Linked DNA regions of Homo sapiens: region 1 is linked to region 2. The links are chromatin loops, found by intact Hi-C in ENCODE. Cell type or tissue: endothelial cell of umbilical vein. All regions are shown on one strand. Region 1 overlaps SSH2 (slingshot protein phosphatase 2). Region 2 overlaps SSH2 (slingshot protein phosphatase 2).

The links. Peaks named below come from ENCODE experiments on the same cell type or tissue, not always from the same donor. Only the 100,000 strongest peaks of a DNase experiment are listed, where the experiment ranks them.
Region 1: it touches region 2 in a loop (6-fold over the local background); 4 of 110 quality-filtered maps call a loop at or near these places.

What each region holds. Positions count from the first base shown.
Region 1 is chr17:29,662,827-29,666,826 of GRCh38, forward strand. All of the region lies in intron 11 of SSH2 (slingshot protein phosphatase 2), which reads right to left. Among named protein-coding and RNA genes, the nearest start is that of SSH2-AS1, 25 kb to the left of the region's middle. RefSeq lists an enhancer at 405-699 and a silencer at 405-699. In endothelial cell of umbilical vein, no CTCF peak of the experiment used is centred here; a DNase peak (open chromatin) is centred at 2,495; H3K27ac peaks cover 1,646 bases.
Region 2 is chr17:29,724,811-29,728,810 of GRCh38, forward strand. All of the region lies in intron 3 of SSH2 (slingshot protein phosphatase 2), which reads right to left. Among named protein-coding and RNA genes, the nearest start is that of SSH2-AS1, 87 kb to the left of the region's middle. In endothelial cell of umbilical vein, no CTCF peak of the experiment used is centred here; a DNase peak (open chromatin) is centred at 2,261; H3K27ac peaks cover 2,571 bases.

The sequences.
Region 1 (4,000 bases), 62 kb before region 2:
AATCTTGTAATGTCAAATCTTGAAAAAGATAATCAGCAGTAAAAGTTCTATTTTTCAAATTCATGAGCAAAATTATTGGTTATGTGTCCAATATACTTGTTTGCCTGCTTTTCTGCAAAGGGTCTCTATCAACATCTAGCTTTTTCTCAGCCAAATCGGACAGCCTCCAGGAGAGCTGATGATACTGAAACTTAGTTGGGCAAAGGCTTCCAGCTCAGAGAAGTGATATGCTTGTAAGGGTGTAGAATCTCTTTTTCTAGAAACACCCTGGCTTCCCACCAATCAATTCTCTCTTCTCAATGCAGCTTTTATTTAAGCTATAATCTACACTTTCCCACTCCATACCAGCTGGATACTTTCCCTAATAAACAGATCTCTGTGCAGTACACTGCAGAACTGAGCATTCTTCCAAAGGGAAGGAGAAATCCTGTTGCCTCTCTTTACTCAATCTGGTTGAGCTCCAGGCATGGCAGCTATGCAAGATGAGATGACTCTGCAGAAAATCAACACCACCACTTGCAGCTAGAATGCCTCTTTTTCCGTGTCAACTGCTAGGAAAGCCAGCAGGGCAAAGACTCAATGGAGAAGAGATAGGGAGTTGGACATAGGATATGGCAGTGTAAACAAAGGGAGGAAGCCACCAAGGAACAAGTATAATAAGATGTTTAGACAACCTGTTCATGCATTTACTTTGTTAAGTAGGATTTAAATTACAGAGATCCTCAATTTTGAAGTTTTTTTTCCCCCAAATAAATATTCACAATAGAAAGAAAATGTCCATTTTCTAGAATACAGAATTATACCTGAAGCTGAAGAGATTTTCCTTTGTTCAAAAATATGTACATATATACACAATGCTGATGTGCAAAACAAGTACACAGATGTGTATTTAAAAAGTAAAAACTTCTATGTGATACTCTAATAGTGAATACAGACAACAAATTTGTCCAAATCCATATAACGTACAACACCAAGAGTGAACCCTATTGTAAACTATGGACTTTAGTTTACAATGATGTGCCAATGTAGAATAATGTGCTGTAACAAATGTTACACTCATTTGTTACACTCCACTCTGGTGGAGGATGTTGACAATGGGGGAAACTATGCATGTGTTGGGATAAGTTGTATATGGGAAATCTCTATACCTTTTGCTCAATTTTGCTGTGAACCTAAAACTACTCTTTAAAAAAATAAAGACAATGTATCATATCTGTGTGTGTATACACAAAAATATATATGTACATCTATAAATAAAAGTAAAAAAGATTGGGGCTGGGCGCGATGGCTCATGCCTGTAATCCCGGCACTTTGGGAGGCTGAGGCGGGAGGATCAGGAGTTCAAGGCCAGTCTGGCCGACATAATGAAATCCCGTCTCTACTAAAAACACAAAAAATTAGCCAGGCGTGGTAGTGTGTGCCTTTAATCCCAGCTACTTGGGAGGCTGAGGCAGGTGAATCGTGTGAACCTGGGAGGTGGAGGTTGCAGTGAGCTGAGATCATGCCATTGCACTCCAGCCTGGGCGACAGAGCGAGACTCCGTCTCCAAAAAAAAAAAAAAAAGATTGGAAGGCAATATTATATAATAAAAGATGATGGTGATTATCAGTCTTGATGATTAAATAAATATGATAATCTGTTGTCTTCTAAAATTTTTAAAAATGAACATGGATTATCATTATTTTTAGACAGGCTCTCTCTTTGTTGCTCAGGGTGGAGTGCAGTGGCATGATCATGGCTCACCGCAGCCTCAAACTCCCAGGCTCAGGTGATTCTCCTGCTTTGGCCACCCCAAGTGCTGGGATTATAGGTGTGAGCCACCACACCTGGCCAGAATTATTTTTTTAATAAGAAAAAAACTCAAGACAGAAGATTATACCTGACAATAATGAAATCATGGTATTAATCTACTGGCACAAATGCTCAAATGCATTTGTAGTTGATTAGAGAAATGTAATTTTGGGGAAATTAGATTGTTTTTTCTGCTTACAATACTATTAAAATTTGCTTGCATGGCCTAAAATATACCATTTGAGGAGTAGTTCTTGAGTGGGTGGCACCAGAGACACAGGGAAGCATGCATGAAATAAAACAGGTTGATCAGTCAGAATCTGACTGTATTTCATATTTATCATGTCTATATTCTTTTACGTGTTAAAAGTCAAGCTCAATGGGAAACTTGACTTTCAAGTTTGCAGCTTCAGTCACATGAGCTCCTTTTGACTACAGATATTTGTCCTTCATAAAAATTAGTCTCAGGGAAACAGTTGGGAGGGCCCCATAGAACGAGTGACTCACAAGTTTTCTATAGATAACACAAAGATTCTTTCCAATAATACAAGAGCAGGATATATCTGAATCCTTGTGGAAGTATATGTAAGAGACAACAAAGCCAGGTGTCTTGCAAATGGAAAAGCCAATGACAGTTTTGCAGTATGATCTACAACCAGAAATGCCAACACATACTGGTCAGTTAAAGTAATGGAAAAGAAGTCCCCCTCCCAACTCACAGCTTTTCATGAGTAATTTCATAGCTAATATACCACTATGAATCACTCTAGACACATATATCCTAGAGTGTCAACAAGTTATTTCAGGGCACAAGCCTTCAAAGGCATAGTCTGAGTGCCTCATGAAATAAACTCTTGAATATTCAGAGTGAGGTGGATCCAGTTTAGTCAGTTCCTGAGCATTTATTCTCCTTCTCTTCTGTTTCCCAGCTTCTAATCATTTCACAGTTCATAAACGTCCTCAAGAAGAGAAAGGAAGTGAAATTCAAACCAACTGATTTACTTCCTTGTAAGCATTTTTGGTGAAAGTGTGTGGGAAGTGGACACAAAATGAGGTTTTGGCATTCTCCATTGATTTTAATTATTCTTGTTAACTTTGTTCCCACTAAATGTACAGATAAGAACTAAAACTCTAACACTTGAGAGAAAAATAGACTTTAGAAGCTTTCAAAATCTACCTGTCAGAGAGGTCTCCTTGGGCTAATTACAAAAGGTCACTAAATGTTCAGGAACCATGAAGAACAATTTTTAGTCACCAATTTTTTGGTAATCATAAAAGTAGGGACTCAAAGTGTAGCTACAAGGTTTCATATGTTTGAAAGTCCAGTAGTCTCTTGTCTCTCAGTTATATAGTAGCTCCCACCAGCTCTGCTCAGATATATCAGAACTTAGACACATTTGGCAGATTTGAGAGTGATCTTAAAGGATCATCCTATTTGGGGCCAGGCGCGATGGCTCATGCCGGTAATTTGGGGCCAGGTGCGATGGCTCATGCCTGTAATCCCAGCACTTTGGGAAGGACTAGGTGAGTGGATTGCTTGAGCTCAGGAGTTCGAGACCACCCTGGGAAACATGGTAAAACCCCATCTCCACAAAAAATACAAAAATTAGCTGGGGGCTGGTGGCACACGCTTGTGGTCCCAGCTACTCAGGAGGCTGAGAAGGGAGAATCACTTGAGCCTGCGAGGCTGAGGTTGCACTGAGCTGAGACTGTGCTACTACACTCCAGGCTGGGCAACAGAGCGAGACCCTGTTTCAAAAATAAAAATAAAATTAAAAATGAGGGCCAGGCATGGTGGCTCATGCTTATAATCCCAGCACTTTGAGAGGCCAAGGCGGGCAGATCACCTGAGGTCAGGAGTTCAAGACCAACGTGGCCAAGATGGCAAAACCCCGTCTCTACTAAAAATACAAAAATTAGCTGGGTGTGGTGGTATGCACCTGTAGTCCCAGCTACTCGGGAGGCTGAGGCAGGAGAATTGCTTGAACCCGCGAGGCAGAGATTGTAGTGAGACGAGATCGTGCCACCGCACTCCAGCCTGGGCGACAGAGCGAGACTGTCACACACACGCACACACACACTAAAAGTAATAAAATAATTAGGAAGTGATGAGGTTTGAGTACTTATCACTTTTGTCTTTAAAGTAAGTTACATTTTATTTATGTATAATAAAATTTAATAATTACCCCTGCCCATGAGTCCATATGGG
Region 2 (4,000 bases):
AACTCTTGAGTTCAGGCAATCCACCCACCTCGGCCTCCCAAAGTGCTAGGATTACAGGTGTGAACCACCGTGCCTGGCCGTTAATTTTTTCTGAAGGTGTTCTAGTTGATTCTGAAACTCAGTTTGGTTTGAAAACTTTTCAAGAATACATCACAGATTTTCATTCAACAGGTATTTGTTGAGAGCTTATTATGTAGCAGGTCCCATTCAAGGCACTGGAATACAGCAATGAACTTTTATAAAAGCCAGGGAATCGGCCAGGCACGGTGGCTCACGCCTGTAATCCCAGCACTCTGGGAGGCCAAGACGGGCAGATCACGAGGTTAGGAGATCGAGACCATTCTGGCTAACATGGTGAAACCCCGTCTCTACTAAAAATACAAAAAATTAGCCGGGCATGGTGGTGCGTGCCTGTAGTCCCAGCTACTCAGGAGGCTGAGGCAGGAGAATTGCTTGAACCCAGGACGCCGAGGTTGCAGTGAGCCAAGATTGCACCACTGCACTCCAGCCTGGGCGACACAGCAAGAATCAGTCTCCAAAAAAAAAAAAAAAAAAAAAAGCCAGGGAATCCCATTACTGGGTATATACCCAAAAGATTCTAAATCATTCTACTATAAAGACACATGCCACATGCACATGTATGTTTACTGCAGCTACATTTACAATAGCAAAGACTTGGAACCAACCCAAATGCCCATCAATGATAGACTGGATAAAGAAAATGTGGCACATATACACCATGGAATACTATGCAGCCATAAAAAAGAATGAGTTTATGTCCTTTGCAGGGACATGGATGAAGCTGGAAAACATCATTCTCAACAAACTAACACAGGAACAGAAAACCAAACACTGCATGTTCTCACTCATAAGTGGGAGTTGAACAATGAGAACACATGGACACAGGGAAGGGAACATCACACACTGGGGCCTGTCGGAGGGCTGGGGGCAAGAGGAGGGAGAGCAGTAGGACAAATATCTAATCCATGTGGGGCTTAAAACCTAGATGATGGGTTGATAGGTGCAGCAAACCACCATGGCACATGTATACCTATGTAAGAAACCTGCATGTTCTGCAAATGTATCCCAGAACTTAAAAGAAAATTTAAAAAAAGCCAGGGAATCAATAGATTTGTGACAGTGGAGGTAGAGAGAGACAAATAAGTAAAATGTCAGGTGATAATAAATGCTGTGAAGTAAGCAGTGGGTAAGAGGCTAAAAAATGACAAGGTGCACTGCTGTTTTAGGTAAGGAGGTGGTCAAGATGATATTCGAGCAGAGACTTAAATAAAAAATAAAACAAACACACTAACCGCCCTCTCCAGAAGAGAGGGGAGGCAGAACGCTTCTTCCTCCATGGAAGGACATCTATTCAATCCATTCTGGAGCCTGGGTAGGCATTAGTCAGGTGAAAGGAGGTTAGGAGGGAAAAGAAAGGATGTTTCAGGCAGGGGGAGCAGCATGTGCAAAGGCCTGGTCAGAGGGACAGAACAACTTCAATCCTATTGTATGGGGAAACAGTGGAGAGGGCTTCAGTACAGATGGGGAGAGGTACAGATTTGGAAGGGTTTTCTATGGCTTGCTAAGGAATCTAGCTTTATTCTGAGGCTAAGAGAGAGCCAGAGTTTGCATTTCTAGAAAGATTCCTCCAACTACAATATGGAGAATGGATTGGAAGAGGGGTGAAACTTAGAAAAAGGGAGACAGATGTCACTTTGGTATTCCAGGCAAGTAACAAGGGTGGTCTGATCTGAGCTAATGAGAATAAAGAGAATATAGATACCATGGGGGCTATTTGTCTAGTTTATTTTTTAGTACAATGGTAAATTTACTCCATGAAGATATTCAAATTATAAGAACAATGAGAAATGTTTTGATATGTGAAAATCCCTTGCATTCATAAAGAATGTTTTTTCTTTGAAGTTCTTGATTCTTCTGACAGGTCCTTGTCTCTAAAAAATTGCAAGGCTTTGAGTCACCCAGCAGGGTCAAAAAAGGTCTATTTACATGGCTATTGCCTTTCATACCATCTGCCTTTGCCCAAACTTTTCTCAAAATAGGTTTTTTCCACCATCTCAATTTTGTCTTAAGTTACACTTGTGAATCCTCAGATTTGGATATCAAATCTCCCTTAATCTATCTACCGGCTGCCAGCCAATCATCCTGGACAAGCCAGGGAAGCTTACAGGCAATTCTTCCTTATGTCATTTTGTTATCACACATGTCTATATCATTTCCTGCCAGGCATCAAACTTACAGCATTAGGGAGGAACAGCTGCAGAGAATGCTTTTACACAAAGGACTTCCTTCCTTATCCCCCATTCAACGGATATGACAATATACTAATGGGCTCTAGTCAAATGAACAATAATGCAGATAAGTTCTGAAACTACCATTTTAAACCAATAATAGACAAAGAAAGTTCAGTTTCCTGAACACAGTAACAAGGAAAAGATGAATGGGAAATCTGAAGCCAGCTTCGATCAAAAGAAGACAAGTGAATTTTACAAATTCATCTGTATTACATTACAATAGGATGTTAGTGAAAAACTGGCAAGCAGGTAATATTAAATTTCTTTGACTCTCAGCTAAATTAAGTAATCCATTATTAAAAAATATCTATGAGAAGGCAGTTTTCAGGAACTTGAATTTCCCTAGTTCTAAAATCAGTAGTTGTGTAAAACATGGCTGCTGGAGAATGAAAAGATAATTTACGTTAAAGATGAACCACAGGCTATCCCTAGGAAATAACTGGTGGAGTAAGTCCAGAGAATAAGATTTGATCCAATATATATCTTAACCACAGAAAAGCTGTCATATTTTAATAGGTGACTAACTTTGCTTCTTACCTCTCTTCTATAAATGCAATTGTAACACTTAAAAAGATGTTAGAACCCACAGCTAGTAAGTCACTGAATGGGGAAAAACAGAAAACCCTTCCTCTAAGATCTGGAACATGACAAGGATGCCCACTTTTACCACTGTTATTCAAAATAGTGCTAGAAGTCCTAGACAGGGCAATCAGACAAGAAAAGAAACAAAGAGCATCCCAATTGGAAAGGAAGAAGTCAAATTATCCTTGTTTGCAGGCCAGGCGCGATCGCTCACACCTGTAATCCCAGCACTTTGGGAGGTCAAGGTGGGCAGATCACAAGAGGCCAGGAGTTCGAGACAAGCCTGGCCAACATGGCGAAACCCCTTCTCTACTAAAAATACAAAAATTAGCTGGGCGTGGTCTCAAACTTCTGGCCTCATGATACACCCACCCCAGCCTCCCAAAGTGCTGGGATTACAGGAATGAGCCACTGTGCCCATGCAGATGATATGATCTCACATTTGAAAAAAACCTAAAGACTCCACCAAAAAACTATTAGAACTGATAAACAAATTCAGTAAAATTGTGGGATACATAATCGGCATACAAAAATCAGTAGCATTTCTATATGCCAACAGCAAACAATCTGAAAACGAAATTTAAGAAGTAATACCATTTACAGTAGTCACACATAAAATTAAATACCTCGGAATTAACCAAAGAAGTGAACAACCTCTATAATAAAAACTATAACACACAGGTGAAAGAAATTGAAGACGACACCAAAAAAGGAAAACATATTCCATGTTCATGGATTGAAAGAATATTGTGAAAATGTCTATACTACACAAAACAATCTAAAGATTCAATGCAATCCCTATCAAAAAACCAATGACATTCTTCACAGAAATAGAAAAAATAATCCTAAAATTTACATGGAACCACAACATACCCAGAATAGCCAAAATCATCCTAAGCAAAAGGAACAAAACCGGAGGAATCACATTGTCTGACTTCAAATTATATTACCGAGCTATAGTAACCAAAACAGCATGGTAATGTCATAAAAAGAGACACATAGACCAATGGGATATAACACAGAATCCAGGAATAAATCCATACATCTACAGTGAACTCATTTTTGACAAAAGTGTCAAGAACATCCATTGGGGAAAGGAGAGTCTC